Linked DNA regions of Homo sapiens: regions 1, 3 and 4 are each linked to region 2. Evidence: chromatin contacts called from ENCODE Hi-C or POLR2A ChIA-PET data. All regions are on one chromosome and are shown on one strand. The core of a region is the stretch at or near the end of the contact, and the rest is flanking DNA. Distances in the headings are between cores, read along the strand shown. Region 1 has its middle 35 kb from the start of C10orf55. Region 2 holds the start of NUDT13 (nudix hydrolase 13). Region 3 overlaps DNAJB12 (DnaJ heat shock protein family (Hsp40) member B12). Region 4 holds the start of POFUT4 (protein O-fucosyltransferase 4).

Region 1 (4,995 bases), core at 1,855-4,354, 850 kb before region 2:
AGCACCAGAAACAGAAGCAACTGTTGTATACAAACTGCTTAACCAGTTCCCACATTGCATAACACCAAAACCCCACAAGAAACATCTTACTCTATGCCGTGCCTGATAATTCTGCTTCTCTAATTAAGCCTTGACCAATAATAGGCATTAAGAAGTAAACCATGGCCAAGCACAGTGACTCACGGCTGGAATCCCAGCACTTTGGGAGACCAAGGCGGGTGGATCGCCTGAGGTCAGGAGTTTGAGACCAGCCTGACCAACATGGTGAAACCCCATCTCTACTAAAAATACAAAAATTAGCCAGGTGTGATGGTACACGCCTGTAGTCCCAGCTACTCAAGAGGCTGAGGCAGGAGAATGGCTTGAACCCAGGAGGCAGAGGCTGCAGTGAGCTGAGATCACACCACTGCACTCCCGTCTGGGGTGACAGAGTCAGGATCCGTCTCAAAAAAAAAGGAAACCAGGCCAGGCACAGTGGCTCACATCTGTAATCCCAGCACTCTGGGAGGCCGAGGAGGGAGGATAACCTGAGCCTATGAGTTCAAGACCAGCCTGGGCAATATAGCAAGACCCTATCTCTACAAAAAGTTAAAAAATTAGCCAGGCATAGTGGCATATGCCTATAGTCCCAGCCACTTGGAAGGCTGAGGTGGAAGGATCACTTGAGCCCAGGAGATCAAGGCTGCAGTGAGCTGTGATCACGCCGCTGCACTCCAGCCTGGACAACAGAGCAAGACCCTGTCTCCCACTCCAAAAAAAGTAAACCAAACTCGCCTGTAATTCTATACCCAGAGAGGACCACTATCGACATCTTAGTGTGATTCTTCCTGCCTGCGGTATTTTAAGTGAAGAGAATGAGCCTGAGACAGGTTAGATGACTGCTCAGCTTTCAACTAGCTGGTGGCAGAGCTGTGCCTTCAGAAGTCTGGTTTCATCTCTGCTCAACTAGCATCACTTCCACTGTGCCTCAGAATCCCTAAGTGACCCTTTACTCCTCTGACCTTCCTGGGAGGCCTTCTTGCTCTGAGCACAAGCTCTGGGGCATGTGAAAGCAGCCATTATCCGTATCTTCCCGAGCTCTGCAGCCACCTGCTTTGACAGCTTCCCCATTTTGTTCTAACCAAACTGCAGGAGTTTCACCTTCCTGTTCCTCTTCAGAAAACAAACAAAAAACTATCTCTTTTTTTTTTTTTTTTTGAGACAGAGTCTCACTCTGTTGCCCAGGCTGAAGGTGCAGTGGCACAATGGCTCACTGCAGCCTCCGTGCCCCACCCCGGGTTCAAGCTAGTCTCCTGCCTCAGCCTCCTGAGTAGCTGGGATTACAGGCGCCCACCGCCACGCTCAGCTAAATTTTGTATTTTTAGTAGAGATGGGGTTTCACCATATTGGCTAGGCTGGTCTCGAACTCCTGACCTCAGGTGATCCACCCACCTTGGCCTCCCAAAGTGCTGGGATTACAGGTATGAGCCACCGCTCCCAGACACAAAAAAAAAGATCTTTACAAGATCTTTTAGGTGGGCGCAGTGGCTCACATCTGTAATCCCAGCATTTTGGGAGGCTGAGATAGGCAAATTGCTTGAGCCCAGGAGTTCAAGACCAGCCTAGGCAACATACGGAGACCCTGTCTCTACAAAACATACAAAAAAAAAATCAGCCAGTGTGTGTGTGTGCCTGTAGTCCCAGCTACTTGGGAGGCTGAGGCAGGAGGATCACCTGAGCCCTAGAGGTTGAGGCTGCAGTGAGCCGTGATGGTGCTACTGCACTCGAGCCTGGCCAATAGAGTAAGAGTGAGATCTTGTCTCAAAAAAACAAAAAGGAAATTAAAAAAAAAAAACTCTAGCCAGCCATGGTGGCTCATGCCTGTAATCCCAGCACTTTGGGAGGCCGAGGTGAGCAGATCACGAGGTCAGGAGTTCGAGACCAGCCTGGCCAACATGGAGAAACCTCGTCTCTACTAAAAATACAAAAATCAGCCAGGCATGGTGGTGTACCTGTAGTCCCAGCTACTGGGGAGGCTGAGGCGGGAGAATCACTTGAACCCGGTAGGTGGAGGTTGCAGTGAGCCAAGATCACACCACTGTACTCCAGCCTGGGCAACAGAGCGAGACTCCGTCTCAGAAAAAAAAAAAAAAAAGAAAAATATATATATATATTTTAAAAGTCATGCCATGTCATCCGCATATCTCCATCTGGAGCACTAACAGAGAAGTGGTGGCCACCAGGGGGCCAGAGAGAGCCCAAAGCCCTCCCCTCCCTACCAAACACAGGTGTCAGAGACATGGTCCTCTAAGTAAGCATTACTATCTCAAGGTTTCTCTTAACATATAAGTACTCCTGAGAGGGGGAACACAAGAAATCCTGAATTCTTCAGAATGAATAATTCAGAAGATGTAGTGATAAGTGATACGGTGTCATCAAAGCTTTGGTAGACAACAGTGAGCAGGGCTTGGCTGGGGAAGAGAAGGCAAAAACAAACTTTGCCTACTTTGCCTATTGTCTGGGAGCCTCTTGGACTCTGGGTTTTACAATAACAAGAGGTAACGGCTTTTCTGCCAAACCTGTGTCCTGGGCCTGGGCTCAGCTCCTCATTTGGAGGTGGAGGAACTAGGAGGGCAGATTTGCTTTCCTGAGAACAGAACCAGAGAGAAGCAATTGGGAATGGAGCGTAATTTAGAAACCAGTGATGGTGAGAAGCAGCTGGTGGCTCACTCCCGGCATGTCAGTCCTGCCTGGCTGGTTTCTTGAAGAGGAACAAGAATGCTGTATTTAAGGTTTCTTGCTTTTCCCCCCCACTTCCAATGGCTGCAGATACTGGCGGCCTCTTTCCTGGTCTGCTCCTGTCACTGCCCTCTGAGTGGAAGGGACGGTTGCCCCACAGATTGGCTGAAGAGCTGGAGCCTCAGGCTGGCAGGGAGGCCACAGCCCAAAGCACAGGGGCACCCAGGGGTAACATTATCCTGCCAAAGCCAAACAAGGAACTGAGTGTTTAGAATAACTTTAAGAAAGTTGTGGGCGTTTTCTCTGTCAGGGAAACCAGAAACCACAGTGAGATAATGGATAGCTATATTCAGGTCACAGATTATCAGCTGCCACTGCTGCTTCCTGTTCAAATTTGATGAAACTTCTTTCTAGTCACTGGAGCCTCCTGGATTCTGCGGGCATGTCAGCATTTAGTGATGTGGGACTCAGAGTTCCACCTAAGGACCTGACATAACCCGGGGGCAGAAACCGTTCTTTTGGGGTGAGGCTTCAGGGGCCAGCTCCTGGTGGAGGAGATGGTAGGTAAGGGGCCAACAGTAAGAATACAGTTTCCCGAACTTTTAGGGTGCTTCAGGCTCTTGGGCTAGGAGATTTTTGTGCATTATCTCATTTGACTCTCAAACCACCCTATGAGAGAGGTACTATTAGGATCCCTTATTTATTTATTTTATTTTATTTTAGAGACAGGGACTTGCTCTGTTGCCCAGACTGGGGTCCAACGAGGCAATCAGGGCTCACTGCAGCCTCCACCTCCTGGGCTTAAGGGATCCTCCCACCCCAGCCTCCTGAGTAGCTAGGACTATAGGCTCATGCCACCACACCTGGCTAATTTAAAAATTTTTTTATTTTGTTGAGACAGGCCTCACTTTGTTGCCCAGGCTGGTCTCAAACTCCTGGCTTTGAGCAATCCTCCCGCCTTGGCCTCCCAAATTGCTGAGATTATAGGTGTGAGCCACCTAGCCTGGCCTGTGATCCTCATTTTATGGGTGAGGAAAGGGGCTCAGAAATGTTGTCAATTGTCCAAGGGTCACAGGGGCAGAACTGGAAACCAAAATCAAAATCAGGATTTTTTTTTTACTTTCTTTCTTTCCCTCTCTTTCTTTCTTCCTTTCTTTCTTTTCTTTCTTTCTCCTCTTCCTCCTCCTCCTTTCTCTCTCACATAGTACTTTATTGAACTATAACTTACATATACCTACTATGTAATATATTAGGCCATGTCCACATAATTGTCCACATAATATGTGGTATACACTTATACCATTATGTCCATGTAGCCACCACCCGGATCAAAATGAGACTATTTCTATCACACTCCAGAGTTCCTTCATGCCCCTTTCCAGCAAATACTCACTCCCCCTAGCCTCCAATGTAACCAATATTCTGACCTCTATTCTCATAGATTAATTTTACCTATTCTCGAACTTCGTGTAAATAGAATCATATTCTTGTCCAGGAGTGATGGCTCACACCTGTAATCCTAACACTTTGGGAAGCCGAGGCAGGCAGATTGCCTGAGGTCAGGAGTTCGAGACCAGCCTGGCCAACATGGTGAAACCCCATCTCTACCAAAAATACAAAAAGTTAGCTGGGCATGGTGGCACACACCTGTAGTGCCAGCTACTCAGGAGGCTAAGGCATGAGAATCACTTGAACCCAGGAGACAGAGGTTGCAGTGAGCTGAGATTGCACCACTGCACTCCAGCCTGGGCAACAGAGCTAGACTCTGTCTCCCAAAAAAAAGAAAAAGAAAAAATAGAATCATATTCTTGTATGTGGTTTCTTCTGTTCCATATAGTATGTCTGTGGATTTTCCCACATTGCTGTACCAGCAGTATGTTCCTTTTTTATGCTGAATTGTATTCCGTTTTATGAATCTACCACCCAATTTATTTATCCATCCTCCTGTTGAATACTTAGATTTTTCTTTCCAGTTTCAGGCTATTTTGAATAACACTGCCATGAACATTCTTATTAGGGGGAAATATGTTTAACTTTATTAAGTACACCAAACAATTTTCCAAAGAGATTGGGCCATTTTATATTCCCAACAGCCCTGTACGAGAGTTCTAGTTGTTCTACATCCTTGTTAACACATGGAATTGTCAGTCTTTTCATTTTAGCCATTAGAGTGAGGGTGAGAAATCAGGTCTTTCTTATTCCAAAGCCTATGCAGCATCATAAAACACTCAATCTGGCTGGGCATGGTGGCTCATGTCCGTAATCCCAGTACTTTGT
Region 2 (5,572 bases), core at 2,721-5,220:
AGCAGCCTATAGCACCAAAAAAATTTTCTCCTGCAAGCTATTCCACAATACAGGGACATTGTCAGGTCCTTAAAAAAAAAAAAAAGGAGTTTTAAAAAAAGTCATAATATGAAATTTAAAGTAATGAATTGCCAAGAGGGTTATACTTTAAGCCAGAATGGGATCACTCTGTAATATTAAGGAAAGACAAACTCAATAGGAGTCAGGTGATCTTGTTTCTAAATTGCATTTCTACCCCTAAGTAGCTATGGGATCTCAACATTTCAGTACTTCTTTCATGATCTAGAAAACTGAAACCTGTTCTACCCACTTAGAGTAAGAATGAAGTAGAAGGAATCCTGTAGATAAGAATATATAAAGTCACAACATTAGGAAATTTTTTCAGAAGGCAGCTATGCAAATTCACATGGATCCAAGATATTTTCTATTTTTTTGTTGCTCATTGGGAAAGAAAAAAAATCTGTAACTAAATAATCCATTCTGGCCAAGATGGTCCCTTTAAATTGTATATCAGTATTTTATTCCCCATGAAAAGTACCTCTCACATTGGCAGTAAAAAAAGTCAAGAATTCATTACAGTTAAATAACCAACCACCCTTTTCACTGTGTCTGAGGAAAGCCAGCTTTGACACTAAATGACCGAGGAACATCTAAAATTTAGTCCTACTTCTTGGTTGCATAATTATGAATCACTGATGATGAATTCTTGGACAGTTTTGGCTACAATCTATGTCCTAGCCATGGGTAAAATATATTTAGCAAATGACATTCAACAAAGTATTTATTGAGTACTGACTTTATTCAGGGTCCCTTAAAGAACACAAAAATGTAAAAGATGAAAATCCCTGCCCTCAAGGAACTCTAGCAGGAGAGAGAAAACAAATATATAGCCAGCTTTCACAGAAGGCAGTATGCAATATGTGGGTTGCAAAGCACTCTAGGAGATTATTAAAAGTATTATTCCTACTTTAATAACCCCAAAACTAGTGTGATATACTATAAAAAATGTATTTAAAGTCATTATTTCTGGCTCATACACCACTCAGAATGTAAACTGGTATGATATTTTTACAGGTTGATTTGGAAATATCTATTAAAGTGTCAAATAATAAGCCTCTCTTTTTCCTCAGCAATTCCATGTTTAGGAATTTACCCTAGGAAGGAAAGGATATGTACAAGAACGTTAACTGAAAATTATGATAAAATGGATTAATACGCGACTTAAGAACAAATAGAAGGGCTGGGTGCGGTGGCTCACGCCTGTAATCCCAGCACTTTGGGAGGCCGAGGCGGGCGGATCACCCGAGGTCAGGAGTTCGAGACCAGCCTCACCAACATGGAGAAACCCCATCTCTACTAAAAATACAAAATTAGCTGGGCGTGGTGGCACACGCTTGTAATCCTGCCTACTTGGGAGGCTGAGGCAGGAGAATCGCTTGAACCTAGGAGGCAGAGGTTGCAGTGAGCAGAGATCGTGCCATTGCACTCCAGCCTGGGCAACAAGAGCAAAACGTCGTCTTAAAAAAAAGAAAAAGAACAAATAGAAAATAATATAACAGTGAAAAAAATATATATATATAGTAACAGGGAGAGAGACTTAGAACACATTATTAAGTAAACAAAAAAAGCAAGGAGGAATTGGAGGTGATACTAGTCAAAGTGTACAAAGTTTCAGTTAGGATGAATAAATTCTGGATATCTATTGTGTTGTATGGTAACTATAGTTCATAATATATTATATACTTGGAAATTACTAAGAAAGTAGATATTAAATATTCTCAACACACACAAAAAATGTGAGGTGATGAATATATTAATTTGCTAGATTTAATCATTTCACAATGTATACCTGTATCAAAACATCACATTGTAAACTATAAATATATACTTTTTTTGTCAAAAAGTATATATTATACTTTAATACCTTAATATTATACCTTAATAAAGCTGGAGAAAAAAACAGGTAACAGTTGGTTAACATGACCTAATTATTTATAAAAAAAAGGACACAGACATACCAATATACATAAATTATATGTATTTAATTATATTTTTCTTTCTATTTTTTTTTGAGACGGAGTTTCGCTCTTGTTGCCCGGGCTGGAGTGCAATGGCGCAATCTCGGCTCACCGCAACCTCCACCTCCCGGGTTCAAGCGATTCTCCTGCCTCAGCCTCTCGAGTAGTTGGGATTACAGGCATACGCCACCACGCCTAGCTAATTTTGTATTTTTTTTAGTAGAGATGGGGTTTCTCCATGTTGGTCAGGCTGGTCTCGAACTCCTGTTCTCAGGTGATCTGCCTGCCTGGGTCTCCCAAAGTGCTGGGATTACAGGCAAGAGCCACTGCCCCCGGCCTTATTTATATTTTTCAAATGACTAGAAGTATACATACCAAACTATTAAAGAGTGACTAATTTGGGGGAGTGGGATGAAGACAAATATTGAAAAAGGTGCCTGTAATTTTTATTTTGTTCATTTTTCTGTACTGAAAAAAAAATTAGCCATGTGTACTTATTCCTTTTAAGACAAAAGAAAAGCCTAATAAAATAGTAGTTCCTGAGACTAACTGGTTAATGAGGCTACCTCCATGCCACTGTTCCCCAAAACACCTCACCATATTCCATGAGCCAAAGGGAATTCATTTGGTGAGTTTCTTGGACCTTGGGAACTGCTGCCTGATGTTTTGCCTAGTTTCTGCTACTAAATTAACCTTAGCCAGTTGTAGATTATCATGGCTGCTGACTCATGAGCTGATGGTCACAGAGCTATTTATGTTTTTAAAAGTACAATGTTTGATAGAGATGAAAGGTAATAGCAGTCTTACCCAACTACTAAATGATGAGGCAAGGTGCTTTAACATTAAGAGTTTCTTTGAACTCCCCAACACAAATGATTCACACGTTTCTTATCCTGTTCATCTTTCCAGAAGAAAGATTATAAAGTACTACAGCGTGACAAAAAAGCCCATCTTGTAGTGAGCCGAGATCGCGCCACTGCACTCCAGCCTGGGCGACAGAGCGAGACTCCGTCTCAAAACAAAAAAACAAAACAAAACAAGACAAAACAAAAAAAGCCCATCTTGAATCTAGTGGTTACTTCCACCGTGAAGAGGCCAGGTTCCCTAGTATTTAAGAGACCTTTTTTTAGGCCGGGCGCGGTGGCTCACGTCTGTAATCCCAGCACTTTGGGAGGCCGAGGTGGGCGGATCACGAGGTCAGGAGATCGAGACCATCCTGGCTAACACGGTGAAACCCCGTCTCTGTTAAAAATACAAAAAAAAGTGGCTGGGCGTGGTGGCGGGCGCCTGTAGTCCCAGCTACTAGGGAGTATGAGGCAGGAGAATGGCATGAACCCAGGAGGCGGAGCTTGCAGTGAGTGGAGATCGTGTCACTGCACTCCAGCCTGGGCGACCAAGTGATACTTCGCCTGTGTTTAGAGTCCGTTTCTCCACGACTGTGGACCTCCATGGGACAGGGAAATATGGAAAACTGAGGAACCACGGGAATACAGCTTTGAAGGTCTCACTGACCTGCTTTATAGTTTGCTTTCTAAAAAATAATTTTCCCTCCTTTAAAAAAAAATAAAAATTAAGGCACAATGTGAGAGGTTGGCAAGTTCCATTTTTAAATGACTCTCCAAAAAAGTATCAGAAAATGATGAGCTGTGGTTACTGATGTAGCTCCACAGTTATGAGGCAAAACTATGGTTATATCCCTGGTTTCTGCAAAAAGGAAGAGATTAAGCTAAAATGTTAAAATGCTGTGACCACGACCTTTTTTCAAGTTCTGATCATGCCTCCCTGTGAAGTCCTTCCTGCACTTAGAAGCTGAGCAGGTTTCTGTTTCACTGTACTCACTCTGAATTCTTTTCGGGGCACCTTCCTAGTCCTCAGGAATCAGCACAAAAGAGGAAACTCCAAATGTTCACGTTCAACGGCTTCCGTTCCCTGGAGGGACCATTGCTGCTTCTGCCACACTTCCCAGAATCCTCCTAGAGATGCACTCTGGGAATTGTAGTTCAGTTCCCAGGCATGCTGCTGTGTTCTCCAGCTGCAAGTTAACCATGATTGTCAAAAGCATGAACATCTAAGATCTTATTACCAAGAGAACTACTGTATCCTTGGAGAAAGTAGGTTAGTATTAGATCCATTTTTTAATTAAAAAAAGATAAAGTCATTAAGTCCACCCTCATACACAGAAGGCATATATTATGAGGCTGGGGAGAGGATGAAGCAGGGGTGGGAATCAAATACCTTTTAACCTTAGTATATCTCTAGTTCTCTCTCTGCACACTTTAGAACTAGCTCTAAAATTTCATGAAGTTCTTCCAATTTAAAAGGATGGGACTCTGTATAGGTATGTATAGATATGTTTGAACTTATGGTAGGATTCATTTCTTGATCAGAGGAAGCGCATTCCATTTGACTGGAAGTAGTCTCCTAGAAGTGTGTCCGGAGTTGGTTCCTTCCAGTGGGTTCTTGGTCTTGCTGACTTCAAGAATGAAGCCGTGGAGCTTTCGGTGAGTGTTATAGCTCTTAAAGGTGGCACGAACCCAAAGAGTGAGCAGCAGCAAGATTTATTGTGAAGAGCGAGAGAACAAAGCTTCCACAGCGTGGAAGGGGACCCGAGTAGGTTGCCGCTGCTGTTGGGGGTGCCAGCTTTTATTCCCTTATTTGTCCCTGCCCACATCCTGCTGAATGGTCCATTTTACAGAGCACTGATTGGTCCATTTTATGGAGTGCTGATTGGTCCATTTGACAGAGTGCTGATTTGTGCATTTACAATCCTTTAGCTAGACACAGAGTGCTGATTGGTGCGTTTTTACAGAGTGCTGATTGGTGCGTTTACAATCCTTTAGCTAGACACAGTGCTGATTGGTGCATTTACAATCCTTTAGCTAGACACAGAGTGCTGATTGGTGTGTTTACAATCCTTTAGCTAGACACAGAGCACTGATTGGTGCATTTTTACAGAGTGCTGATTGGTGTGTTTACAATCCTTTAGCTGGAAACAGAGTGCTGATTGGTGCGTTTACAATCCTTTACCTAGACACAGAGCGCTGATTGGTGCATTTTTACAGAGTGCTGATTGGTGTGTTTACAATCCTTTAGCTGGACACAGAGTGCTGATTGGTGCATTTTTACAGTGTGCTGATTGGTGCATTTACAATTCTCTAACTAGACAGAAAAGTTCACCAAGTCCCCACTCCACCCAGGAAGTCCAGCTGGCTTCACCTCTCAGCAGAGCTACTTTGGTGCTGCTCTCTTCTCGTTTTACTACTGAAGTTACTTGCCTATGAGAGAAGACACTTTTTTTTTTTTTGAGATGGAGTTGCTCTGTCGCTCAGGTTGGAGAGCAGTGGTACGTACAATCTTGGCTTACTGAAACCTCCTCCTCCGGAGTCAAGTGATTCTCCTGCTTCAGCCTCCCGAGCAGCTGGGATAACAGGTGCACACCACCATGCCTGGCTAATTTTTGTATTTTTAGTAAAGCCAGGGTTTCGCCATGTTGACCAGGCTGTCTTAAACTTCTGACCTCAAGTGATCCACTCGCCTCAGCCTTCCAAAGTGCT
Region 3 (5,626 bases), core at 15-2,514, 770 kb after region 2:
CTCAGACTCTCCTTTCAGGGAGTGTGCGGGTCCCTGCTCTGGTTTGAGAGGGAACCAACTACTCCTCTGGTCTGTGCGGCACCTCCTGTCTTGGGGCCCATACCCCTAGAGTGCCCTGGGCATGGGGACCCGCACCCACTTTGAACCTGGTATTTCTGGCCAGGTCCGTGGGCCACATCCACAGGCGAGTCACTGACCACCTGGGTGTCGTCTACTATGTGGGAGACACTTTCTCCGAAGAGTACACAGGCTCCAGCCTCAAAACAGTCGAGCGGAATGTGGAAGATGATTATATCGCCAACCTCCGGAACAACTGCTGGAAGGAGAAGCAGCAGAGTGAGTGTGGGGGGAAGGCGGGGGCTGTATTTGGGAGGTGGCTTGGGATGAAGCTGGAAAGCAGGGGAAGGAGAGAGCCCTGCTCACCCTGTGCTCTGAGGGCCCAGCCCCTGGCACTGCCCTGCACCAGCCACCTCCCAGACAAGAGCTGGTCTCCACTCCTGTGTTTCTCCGGGGCTGGGAGCCAGGGGCCACCTGGTAGTTTCCTCAGGTTCCCGTAAATCACTGCCATCAGCCCAGCATGTTGGCTGCCAGAGGTGAGTGTGTAGAGATGGACTGGAGCGGATGGATCCCTGGCCACCCCCTGACTGTGCTCCTGGATCTGTCTGTGGGACCCTGGGGAGGCCTGACCAGGATGACAGGGTCTCACCTTGGCTGGCCTCACTGCATTCTAGAGAAAGGCGCCTCTGTCACCCTCGCCCACATAAGGACTGTAGTCTCTGCTCCTCCATGGTCTTCCTAATGGGAGGCCAGCCCTGCCCAAGCCCCGGGCATGTACCAGCTTTCCTCCGCCCTCCACAGCCCTCGCAGGCTTCCTTGCAGGCTTCGGGAGGTACTGGGTGTGCACTAACCCTGTCCCATTGCTTTGCAGAGGAAGGCTTGCTGTACCGGGCACGCTACTTTGGCGACACAGATATGTACCACAGAGCACAGAAGATGGGCACCCCCAGCTGCAGCCGACTGTCAGAGGTGCAGGCCTCCCTGCATGGATAGTCCTGGGCCAGCCACACCACCGAGGTCCAAGTATGAGCCAGGGCTGCCTCCACCCTGCAACTCCTGGCAGCTTTGGCCCTGGTCATGAGCAGAGGAGGGAGGGGGAGAAAGGGAGGAAGCCTGGTGATTGTGGCAAAGACTCCTGTCCCCAGCCTGACCTCCAGCCTCCAGAGACCGAGCAGCTGTGGGGCCTGCTGGGAAACCAAGGTCGGTTTCCGCCCTCTAGCGATGCTGTCCTCCCCACTCCTCCGCTCTGCTCCCTGGCTCCAGGGGTGTGGGGGACCCCAGAACCAGGCAGAGTGGGAACTTGAAACTGTTGCTGAGGGCCACCCGGGGCTTCTTGGTCCACTCCAGCCATCAGTCAGCACGGCCCTTTCTCCAGCACAGCAGACTATTGTCCGTGCCCTGGTATTTAGGCCATCACATATGGTGGGGCCCAAGAGAGCCCCATATGCACACTGCCTGCCTGATACCAGGAAGAACCATGTGGGAATAGGTGGGCCAAGAGCCCTCCCCTTTCTCCATCCCTCCAGCTAGGAGGAAATGGAGCAAGATGAACAGGCAGCCACGAGGTGGGTGGGAGCTGGCAGTCTTGGTGGCGGCAGGGGCCGCGGGCCCTGACCACCCCCCTCTGGTGGGATCTGAGGCACTCTCTCGAATGCCGTCACACCTGGCAGCCTGGAAGCCACAGGCATCCGGCCTTGCCCAGGCATCTCGCCTGCGGTCTGAGGAAGGGAACAGAAGGTCATGAGTTCAGGGTCAGACGCAGCCGCTCAGCACAGGAGGGGTGGAGGGGAAATGAGAGTTGCTGGTAGCAGGCTCCCTCCTTCTGCAGCCCGGCGAATGGGGGCGCTGGGCTCTGTTCCCAGCGTTTGCCAGAGGTGGCCACTTCAGCCAAGCCCAGAGAAGTGTGGGCAGAAGCAGTGAAGGTTCTTCTCTGTGTGGGTGCCCTGCCCACCCCCTCCTTTGCCTGTGTCCTCCCGGCCTGGATCCATGGCTGACTCTGCCTGGAGGCCATTTGTGCCTGCCTCTGTGCTGCCGCAGGAGGGCAGGCCGCAAGTGGGGTTGGTGGGGGTCGAGCGGGCAGCACGGTGCAGCGGTGCAGTGGCAAGGGGGGCTACTTGTGTGGCATAAGCTAGAGGAGCCGGTGCCGCCTGAATGCCGAGCTAACTGTTGCCACTCTCCTCCCCAGACTATGAAATCCCTGGAGAATTTTTGGTGACATGCACTGAGCCAAGGTGATGGACTGTATATTTGAGGAAAGACAAACAAAGAAACAAAATTAAAATGGAATTGGAGGCCGAACGCTGCACAGCTGCCCTCTCTCTCACCCAGTAAATGCAGAAAGCTCTTAGGACAGACAGAAAACCTGCCATGGGGCTGCTTCCCTCCCTCGCAGGGCTGGCGGAGGCTCCGCATCGCCTCTCTCCTAGGATACAGAAACCATGGCAACGAAAGTAGAATGTAAAACTCGCAGCAGATATCAGTGGGAAGGGCTGGGGGAGGGGGCACCCAGCTGCCTTTCCTCCCTCACAGGAGCCACCACCAGCCACCTCTCAGGAGAAGCCAGAGGCCCTGGCCAAAGATAGGAGGAAGAAAGAGAACTCTCCATAGAATGTAATTTATAGATGCGTGTATATGTATATATATCTATTTATATGTAAATAGGCATATATGAAGATATATATATATATAGTCTACTTTTTAAACTCTGCAGGGATTTGGTTAAGTTGTTGAGCTGATTTCTTCCATGTTTTAGAAAATGAGGCCTGTTTGGGGAAGGTACCCTGGTGATGTTTTTGCTAGACATTAGCTGTAGCTGACAGCATAAGGAGAGTCGCATCAGAGCTTTTCACAGCCCCCCGAAACCCCAGCCTGGTTTTGATGGCAGCAGTAATCATGATAGTGTGAACCCGCGAAGGCCTCAGGATTATGGTTAACCTGGAGAGGAGCAGGCCATGGAGGCAGGTGCCAGGTCAGTATTGAGTCACAGTAGAGGCCCCACAAGGACCTGCTTGGGTGAGACCACCTCTCCCCTCTCAGCAGCGCTGGTGGGCTCTTTGTCCTGGTGCCCAGGAGCCCTCCAGCCCCCTGCCCACAGAAGGGAAGGCCTGCAGAGGGGGCCAGGATCTACCTAACCATTTCCCCACCCCTAAGTCCCTCAGTGGGCTTTGCCTTATAGGTGCCACAGGGCACAGCTCCATCATTGCCACTGGTTTTTCCTAAGTCATGCACCAAGGACTTCAGAAAGTTCTTCCTCCGAGTCAGTCAGTGGTGCCGGGACCCCAGGGCAGCCTCCTCGACTCCTGAAGAAAAGGCAGTGCCCGTGGCTGCCTCTGTCTTCACTCGCTGTTGATGTGACCGCCAGGCCTCCTCTCGTACCTTGGACAAAGGATACACCTGAACCAGAATAGTTTTCTTACCCTCACATTGAAATGAGGATTTTGCTTAAAACAGCACTTGCCGCCAGTGGGAGGAGGGAGGTTTTATTTATTCCCACAGTTTCTCCTGGGCCTTCTGGAATGACCATGTTTTCCTGTGGCGGTGGGTGTGTCATTGCGCCCGCCGTCTTCCAAAGCCTTACTTCCCCAAGCTGCCAGCCAGGAGGTGATAACCACCCTCCCAGAGTTTCTCTCGGCTCTTTTTTTAAAAGTCCCCCAACAAATAGGATTCTTGCTGGGAAAGGAAGTTCGGTAAGGAAATGTCAAATCTGGTTTTTAAACAAGGTCCAACCCTGCAATGAAGCAGCCACTTCAGCCCAGAGAGATTATAAGAACTGATGTGGCCAGAGTGCCTACCCACTGTGGCCCCGGTGCTCTGCCCCCACGCCCCGACCATCTGGTCTTGGTAGATGTCCCTAGACGGGCTGAGCCATGTGCAATAAGAACATAGATCCTAAAGGATCCTCTGGAAGCTGTATTTCTTGAATTAGAATTCTCAAATTGTACATCTGTTAATATATGTTTATTATGTGACTGGCCGTGGTGGGTCTGCATTGAGCAGGGAGGCCTAAGGGGTGGGGGGGAGGGGGCACAAGCCCCTGCTGCTGCTGACACTGTCCAGCCTGTGCCACAAGGAGCTCTAGATGATGAGCCTGAATTTCCCCCGACCCCTGGCCCTGGCTAACAGCCACTTAAGCCACACATGCTGTTCCAGAACTAACTCCATCCAGGCAGAGGGGTGCTCAGGTGACTGGGGGGCTGCAGGACCTGAGCAGTCTGGGTCCCTGGGGTCCCCAGCGCCAGTCCTGGCTGGGCATCTGGGCCACGACCATCACCCTCTGCTTTTCCCTCTCCCAATCCCTCCCCCCCACACCCTCAGGCCTGCCATGTGCCCGCAGAGCATTCGAAATTCCCGGCCCCAGCCTGGAGCTCGATCCCACTCAGGAGCCAGATCCTGGGAAAAGTGTTGCGAGTTTGTTTCCATCGTCCTTCCCACCATCCTCCCCCAAACCGCCCCCGCAGCCCGCCCTCCTCTCCAGGAGGTTGAAAAAGTTTAAAATGTGGCAGCCCAAGTCGGGTCGGGCTCCTGTGAATGGAGCGGCAGATCTGCCCAGGCCTCCCAGAGACAGGGCCCGGCAGCCCTGACTGGCGGACCCAGGCCCCTCCCGCGGCTGCACCAGCCAAAGACAGGCGGGCTGCCCAGTGGTGCCACCGTGGCCCGGGAGCTCATTGGCTGCCCCTGCCCAGGGTCACCACTGCCTGCCCTGGTGTGCAAGCCGCCACTTGTTAGCTGCGGTTGGCAGAGGCGTTGCAGGCACCCCCATTCACCCACCTCATCCCCCCTGCCCTCCCTGTGTGGCTTGGCCGTGAGCCAGAGGAGGTGGGATGCACGCTCTGACTGCAGCAAAAAAGGCTTTGACAAGTGTCCCCCACCCACTGTCAGGTGGCAGAACGCGCCACTGCATCCCAGCTCCCTGGCTCCACTAGCTTATAGCCTTGTCCCTTGCTGCTCCCAGGTCCAGAGAAAAAAAAACTGCTCCAGGGACAAGGAGCACACACCCGACCTGCCTGTAACCTCATCCCCACCCCACATTGCCCAGACAAAGTCACCTGGCGTCTGGAGCAGGCACACAGCCATGCCAAGAATCAGGTAAATAGACTGTTGACATGGTTCAGAAGCAACCCAGCGTCCCTACCAGACATCACGCCATGTGACATGAGCAAGTCAGCTCATTTCCCAGAGCAGGAAACAGGCTTGGGGGAGGAAAGTGGCGCCCAGGGTCTTGAAGAAACTGTGCCTGTCTCTGGGGTCCTTGTAGCAGAGTGGTCATTCTACAAACAGTTGCTGAGCCCAAATTTGCTGCACTCAGGGAAATCAAACCCACTGGTGTCAGGTAGAGTGGGCAGAAGACCCGAGTCCAGGAGGGTGGAAAAGGATGAAAAGGCCACACTGAGGATGGTGGCACTTCATCTGATGGGCTTGGCCTAGGGAGCAGCTGCCCATTCCAGTAGGTGTCTCCTGGCAGTGACACGGGCATCCATCTGGCTGCACCAGGAAACGTCATCCCCAGGAGGCAGCCTCGCAGCCCCCACGGGGGCTGAGGCTGGATCTTTGCCATTTACTGACTGGGTGA
Region 4 (5,632 bases), core at 86-2,585, 660 kb before region 2:
CATTCACTCCCCACTCCCGATGCTTCAGACTATCCAGAAGAAATTGGTTGGTGATGCCCCCAGGTTGCTTGTATGCCAGGTATTTCATATACTCCTCATCATTCTTGTCCAGAAAGTCAATAAACTCTGCCAGCTTCTGAGGAGACTCAAAATCATCAATCAGGATGACGGAGTGATTGTTCGGCATCCAGTCCCTCACAGAGGGAGAACCGCGGTACACGGGCACAGCGCCCAGGTGCATGGGACGCCACAGTTTTTCTGTCATGTAGTCGTTACAGATGGCATTTTCCAGGGCCAAGTGGAACTTATAGCGGGACAAGAAAGCCAAGAGCTCTGGATCCTCGGTGGTGGCCGTGGCTGTGTCCTGTAGCCGCGCGGTAGGCAGCTCCCGATTCTGCAGGCATTTCCCGTAGGAGTCTACCTAGACCGGGTACAGTAAGGCTGTCATGAGGGTGCGGCCCTGGAGGCCTGGACACCTGGAGTCCTGGACACCTGGAGTCCTGGACACCTGGAGTCCTGGCCTCAACCCGCCCTCTCCTTTTCCTTCCCTCCGGCCCGCCCTCACTCACCGGGATGTGGCGCATGAGCTCGCGCACGTAGCGGTCCCGGTCCGCTGGCACGTCGCAGTGTGACTGCAGATAGAGCAGCGGCGCGTAGCCGCGGCGGCGCCACTCCGCGCGTTCCATGGGCGGAGGCACCGGGCGGCGCAGATAGGCGGTCCCGGGCAGCCACTGCAGCGACAGCGGGTAATCCGAGTGGCGACTGAAGGTGGAGGTAAGATTGAAGAGGCGGATGCCCGGGCCGTGGCTCAGCAAGAAGTTGTTGAGGGGCGACTCCTCGTGGAGGAGCGCCCAGCTCTGGTGCGCCAGGCGCGGCAGCGGGGCGGCCGACGCGCGGAAGTCTGTGCCGTAGAAGAGCAGCGCGCGCGTCCGCGAGTCCCTCAGCGCTCGGCGGTTCCGGGACGCCACGCACGCGCCGCGCGCACACTCGATGCGCTCCGAGTCTCCCGGGAAGTGGGGGAATAGCCCTGGGCTCCACCACAGCAGTACCGGCAAGTCCCCCGCCTCCTCCCTCCCTGGCCGCGGCGTCCCAGAGCTGCGCGTCACCCCCACTGCGCCCAGCGCCGAGGGCGGCCGGAAAACCGCGCCATCCCACGGTTCCGCCCACTCCGCCTCCCCGCCGGCCTCCCTCTCCGCTACGGACCCATGGCCGCTGGCTGCACAGACACTGAGCACCCCTAGAAGGACCAACACCACCCTAATGGGGCCGGCCGCCATGTCCACTCCGGCAGCCGGCGCCCCCTCGGCCAGCACCGACCCCGCCCAGCGGATAGTCGTGACCGGACGAGGCCCTACGCCACGGGGGCACGTGGCGCATGCGCAGCTCGCTCAGCCGACGGCCAGGACTAAAAGCAAAGTGAGCTTTCGGGAGTAAAGATGAGGCTAATGGTTACATCTTAATTTATTTTATTTCTTTACAAATTAAAGATGCATTGAAAAATAAACCAATGAAGAGAAATGAGAGGTCCAGAGCAGGGGCATCCCAGGTGGGGAGCAGGCAAGCCTGGCCACCATCAAGCCTAGCCCTTGTCCTGCCCCCAAGCCAGTTGGGGTTGGAAGATAACTGTCAGCCACTCAGTCAATACCAAAGCCCAAGCGGTGTCCCAGCAGGAGAGAACGGCGCTCCAGCTGCCTCTGCCTCTCTCCCCAACAACCCCGGGCCTGGAGAAGCAGTGTTTCTCGTGGGAGCTCAGAGTGGGATGTGAACTGGCTCTGTGAGGTATTGCAAGTTGATGACCAGGCTCCCTAGGCTCCCTACAGAACCATCCAGTGTTGGGGCCTCTCCAGCTGGAAAGGAAGCTGGTACCTCTACCAGATCTTAATATATTTTGCAACTCAGTTCTCCGGTCACCTCTGACAGTGTGCCTCTCTATCCACGGAGTGATCATCAATCATTGCAGGAGAGAGCGAGCGAGCAGTGAAAGCAGAGAAACTTGACTGCTAACCTCCAGGCCCAAGAAGGACTGACCACTTTTCTCTCCACCACCTATGGGCTATACCCCAGCTCTTGTGCACCTATATGTTTTATCCCTAATATAGGAAGTTGTGGATGACACTGAGCCCCCTGTAGTAACCTTAGGATCCCCACTCTTTCCTGCCTGCCCCTCTCCTCTTGGGAGACTGGTCCAAAGGGACACATAATATTGCCAGGGTCTGGGTGCCTCCAAACCCCCAATACCGAATCATATACAGTGAACTGAGAAGCTACATTCATTATGACAGGATTAGCAGGAAAAAGAGGGTAGAATGAGGGAACAGGGGCACCTTCCATCAGCAGGACATGACAGAGTGGCAGGATACTTGAGCCCAGAAAGAAGGTGTCTCCTTATATCTCCCCCTCCCCCCAGAGAGACTGAGGTCAGCTTACATAAGATATGTTACTGTCCCAATTTCTCTGACATCCTGGGGTGCTTTCTGGAAGCTAGCCTGGGCCCTATGCCATTTACCCACTTGCTTTAGCTCAGTAGCTGCCGAATCTCCTTGTGCATATGACAGAGAAAGTCCACATAAGATGCTCCCCCACTCAGACTCTTGTCTTCCACCAGGAAGTGCTTGAACAGCATCTCCATCTTGTCTTCCTGTTTCACCACGGTAAGCTACGGCCAGAATTCAGGGTTCATAAGGCAAGGCCAAAGGAAATTAAACATGCCCAGAAATCTCATTAGGCAGTCACTTACTCATTCCCCACCCAACCCCCACTTCTAGGTGAGGACTTGACAAGGTAAGAAATCCAGGGTTCAGATCAGTGTTACCTTCATGTACCGGGATCTCTGTGCCCGTAAGCTATCAATGAGGCCTCGAACCTTCTTGGACAGTGGATTATCCAGAACTGGCAGAACACTCTAGAACACAAAATTCATTTATCCTTATGGTAAGGCACTCTGAGTTCAGTCAAGGTGGGGCAGCATACATGTATGCATCATCTGAAACAGGCAAACCTGGGAAGAATGACAGCAACTGCCCTTGTCCCCAAGTGTTCCCTGATATTTGAGGGTACTAGCACACTAACTATATTGGCTCCCAATTGTTTCACAAAGTATACTTCCACACCCATATTCTCCTTGACTCCCTGCCCTCACCAAACCACTGGTGATCTGACTGAAGGAGGAGACGCTGAAAAGGCTCTGGACAACACCCTGTTGGACGCTTGCTCCCACCCAGAGGAAGAGGTTGAGCCCATTCTCCAGTAAATATATATCCCCATTGCTTAGACGCTCTTCAGAGGCTCGAACTGCTGGTGGTTCGGTAGTACTCTCAACGGGAGACTTTGTCTAGACAAAAGGAAGGGAGCAAAAGGTTACCAAGGACCATAAGACAAGTCTGCCCCCCCGCACCACACACAAAATTTTGAAAGCTAAGTCCTCAGACACCACCCCTTCTGGGGTCTCAGTAACTCTCTCAGTGTGAAAATTACATCAGCTAAAATACATAAAAACAAATTCCACTAGTGTCTGACTGATACTAGCCTATCCTTTCCTCCTCCTAAGAGGCCCTTTGCTCCGTGCAAGATCTCATACTCCAACCCTCAATCGCACCAAAGGTAAGAGCCGAGGGTAGAAGAAGACATTGGTCTCAGTCACATCCATGGAGGTAACTAGCTGTCGGACATAGGCACGGTCATCAGTAGTGACTTCAGCTCCAGGCTGCAGGACATCACTCTTCAACACACAGTTCAGGTAAACTGGGAGTAGCTTCATGCACTCAGGAAGGATCAACTGAGGGGATTATCAAAATAAAGTCAATGATCATGAGAAATCCCTCCCAAATGCAAACATTTGTCCCAACAACCCCACCTCCCACTAATATACTTGCCCCACCTGTCCTGCAGAGGAGGGGCTAGCACAGTTCTTTCTGTAACAGGCCAGGATCTGGGCACACTGGGTGATGAGCGTGTCACGAACAGCCTTCACAGGGCTATTCAGGACTCCCCGATATGCTGGATGGGAAAGCAAAGATAGTCACTGGTCAGCTGCCCATCATGTGTGCATTCCCACCATCACAACTACCCACTCACCATCCTGGACCTCTCAGCCCCAATCCCACCCTGCCCTGCTTCTACCCTCACCAAACTTGGCCATGTAGTTGATGAGCGTGTCAGTCTCACAGTTTCGATATAGATCAGCCAGCTGGGTGCAGCAGTTCAGGGCCAGATTATGGATGCGGAGCCGACGCTGCCCTGCACAGCTGGTGTAAAGCAGGGCACACTAGGGGAAAGGAGAAAGGGGGAACTCACACCCCTCCCTCACAAAGGCCCTTTGCTACACTATTAAACTGGAAGAGAGAAATGAGCCACTCCCGTGCCCTGTCTCTTCTTTTAGTGCTCTCTACCCATTCCTCACCCTCTTCTATACCAAGCGAATGAAACACTTCCTGCCCAGCCCCGCCTCCCGCCTGCCACCTGCAGGAGAGCTCCGCTCTCTTCATTGAGCCGATCGTCATGCTTGAACTCCACAGTCACTGTTTTGTCCCCATCTAGCCCAGCCAGCTCCACATCTGTCGTGTTGCTCATGTAGAAAGCTCCAAAGAAATCTACAGCACGGATACCTGAGGCCACATGGACAGGGTCAGGGCAAAAAGTATGACAAGTGCCACATGCCTCCCTTCCATATTTAGCCCCCCAACCTGCTCTTCAATCAGGACTGACCAGTGCTTGTCCGGACCCGCATCACAGCATCAAAGCCAACAACCTTCTGGACATCACGACGCAGGTCACTCAGGAACCGCTCCTGGTCGTTCTCCACCTGCAGGCCCCCAGGTCCAGAGTCATGTCACTGACTAGACATAGCTCATCGTGCAGACAATCTCCCTGTACCCCTTCCACTCTACAAGGCCACCTAATTATCATCATCATAACAGTGAGGATGATAATGATGATGACAATAATAGCTTTTAAACACTTAGACTGCATGCCAGGTACCACACAGAGTGCTTTACATATAATTATTTAATTCTGTTGACAAATCCTACTTAAGTATTTTAACACCATTTTGCAGATGAAGGAACAAAAGAGGAAGTACTTAAGAAATTTATCCTAGGTCATGTAGCTAGTAAGTGGTGGGGCCAGAATATCAATGCAGGACTGATTCCAAGGCCCATGTTCCTAACTGCCACATTCTCGGGCTCACTTCTTCAGACTATGCAGTCTTCTCTTCCAACACTATTTCTTCTTTTTTGGAGACGGAGTCTTACTCTGTCGCTCTGGCTGGAGTGCAGTGGCGCAATCTCGGCTCACCACAACCTCCACCTCCCGGGTTCAAGGGATTCTTAGCTTCCTGAGTAGCTGGGATTACAGGCGCCCGCCACCACACCCGACTAATTTTTGTATTTTTCGTAGAGATGGGGTTTTGCCATGTTGGCCAGGCTGGTCTTGAACTCCTGACCTCAGGTGATCTGCCTGCCTCAGCCTCCCAAAGTGCTAGGATTACAGGTGTGAGGCACCGTGCCTGGCCCCAACACTATTTCTATTAATGAGTCAGCCACTGCATATATAAGCAGATATTCCCAGCCCTGCTGCCACCTGCTGCCCCAAATCCCACACCATACCTGAAAGGAAGCATATTTGTAGACAGAGC

What was found. A loop is a pair of places that touch in the nucleus more often than their neighbours do. ChIA-PET counts read pairs that join two places held with the same protein, here RNA polymerase II (POLR2A). Pooled maps may share reads with other maps.
Region 1: a pooled map shows a loop between it and region 2 (3-fold over the local background). The contact joins the enhancer-like site here to the promoter of NUDT13 in region 2. A Hi-C loop is called at or near these places in 1 of 50 pooled maps. POLR2A ChIA-PET finds 5 or more read pairs at or near these places in 2 of 52 experiments (T-cell and activated B cell).
Region 3: a loop to region 2 is called in a pooled map, with 4 times the contacts of the local background. The contact joins the enhancer-like site here to the promoter of NUDT13 in region 2. A Hi-C loop is called at or near these places in 2 of 50 pooled maps. POLR2A ChIA-PET finds 5 or more read pairs at or near these places in 3 of 52 experiments (A673, PC-9 and activated CD4-positive, alpha-beta T cell).
Region 4: a pooled map shows a loop between it and region 2 (4-fold over the local background). The contact joins the promoter of POFUT4 here to the promoter of NUDT13 in region 2. A Hi-C loop is called at or near these places in 1 of 37 single-sample maps with no recorded cell type and 3 of 50 pooled maps. POLR2A ChIA-PET finds 5 or more read pairs at or near these places in 3 of 52 experiments (B cell, OCI-LY7 and naive thymus-derived CD8-positive, alpha-beta T cell).

Annotation. Positions count from the first base shown.
Region 1 is chr10:73,954,785-73,959,779 of GRCh38, reverse strand. No RefSeq gene overlaps it. Among named protein-coding and RNA genes, the nearest start is that of C10orf55, 35 kb to the right of the region's middle. RefSeq lists enhancers at 665-814, 2,365-2,872, 3,060-3,159. Within about 2 kb of position 3,104, at least 22 of the 41 ENCODE cell types and tissues checked have a DNase peak (open chromatin) inside an H3K27ac peak, as active enhancers do.
Region 2 is chr10:73,108,853-73,114,424 of GRCh38, reverse strand. NUDT13 (nudix hydrolase 13) reads right to left here and starts at 3,970. Exons shown (of 9, transcript NM_015901.6): 1 at 3,858-3,970; 2 at 1-68. The coding sequence starts at 59.
Region 3 is chr10:72,331,234-72,336,859 of GRCh38, reverse strand. It overlaps DNAJB12 (DnaJ heat shock protein family (Hsp40) member B12), which reads left to right. Exons shown (of 9, transcript NM_017626.7): 7 at 164-336; 8 at 929-1,080; 9 at 2,243-3,997. The coding sequence ends at 1,050. Among named protein-coding and RNA genes, the nearest start is that of DNAJB12, 21 kb to the left of the region's middle. RefSeq lists enhancers at 954-1,073, 1,634-2,043 and a silencer at 4,550-4,799. Within about 2 kb of position 1,264, at least 36 of the 41 ENCODE cell types and tissues checked have a DNase peak (open chromatin) inside an H3K27ac peak, as active enhancers do; they include A673, where a contact is called at or near this core.
Region 4 is chr10:73,767,979-73,773,610 of GRCh38, reverse strand. POFUT4 (protein O-fucosyltransferase 4) reads right to left here and starts at 1,335. Exons shown (of 3, transcript NM_173540.3): 1 at 570-1,335; 2 at 1-421. The coding sequence starts at 1,277. SEC24C (SEC24 homolog C, COPII component) reads right to left here. Exons shown (of 23, transcript NM_198597.3): 15 at 5,604-5,632; 16 at 4,705-4,801; 17 at 4,459-4,604; 18 at 4,126-4,264; 19 at 3,878-3,996; 20 at 3,596-3,775; 21 at 3,140-3,331; 22 at 2,813-2,902; 23 at 1,450-2,656. The coding sequence ends at 2,516. RefSeq lists enhancers at 24-73, 1-448, 734-843, 1,434-1,613 and a silencer at 1,054-1,103.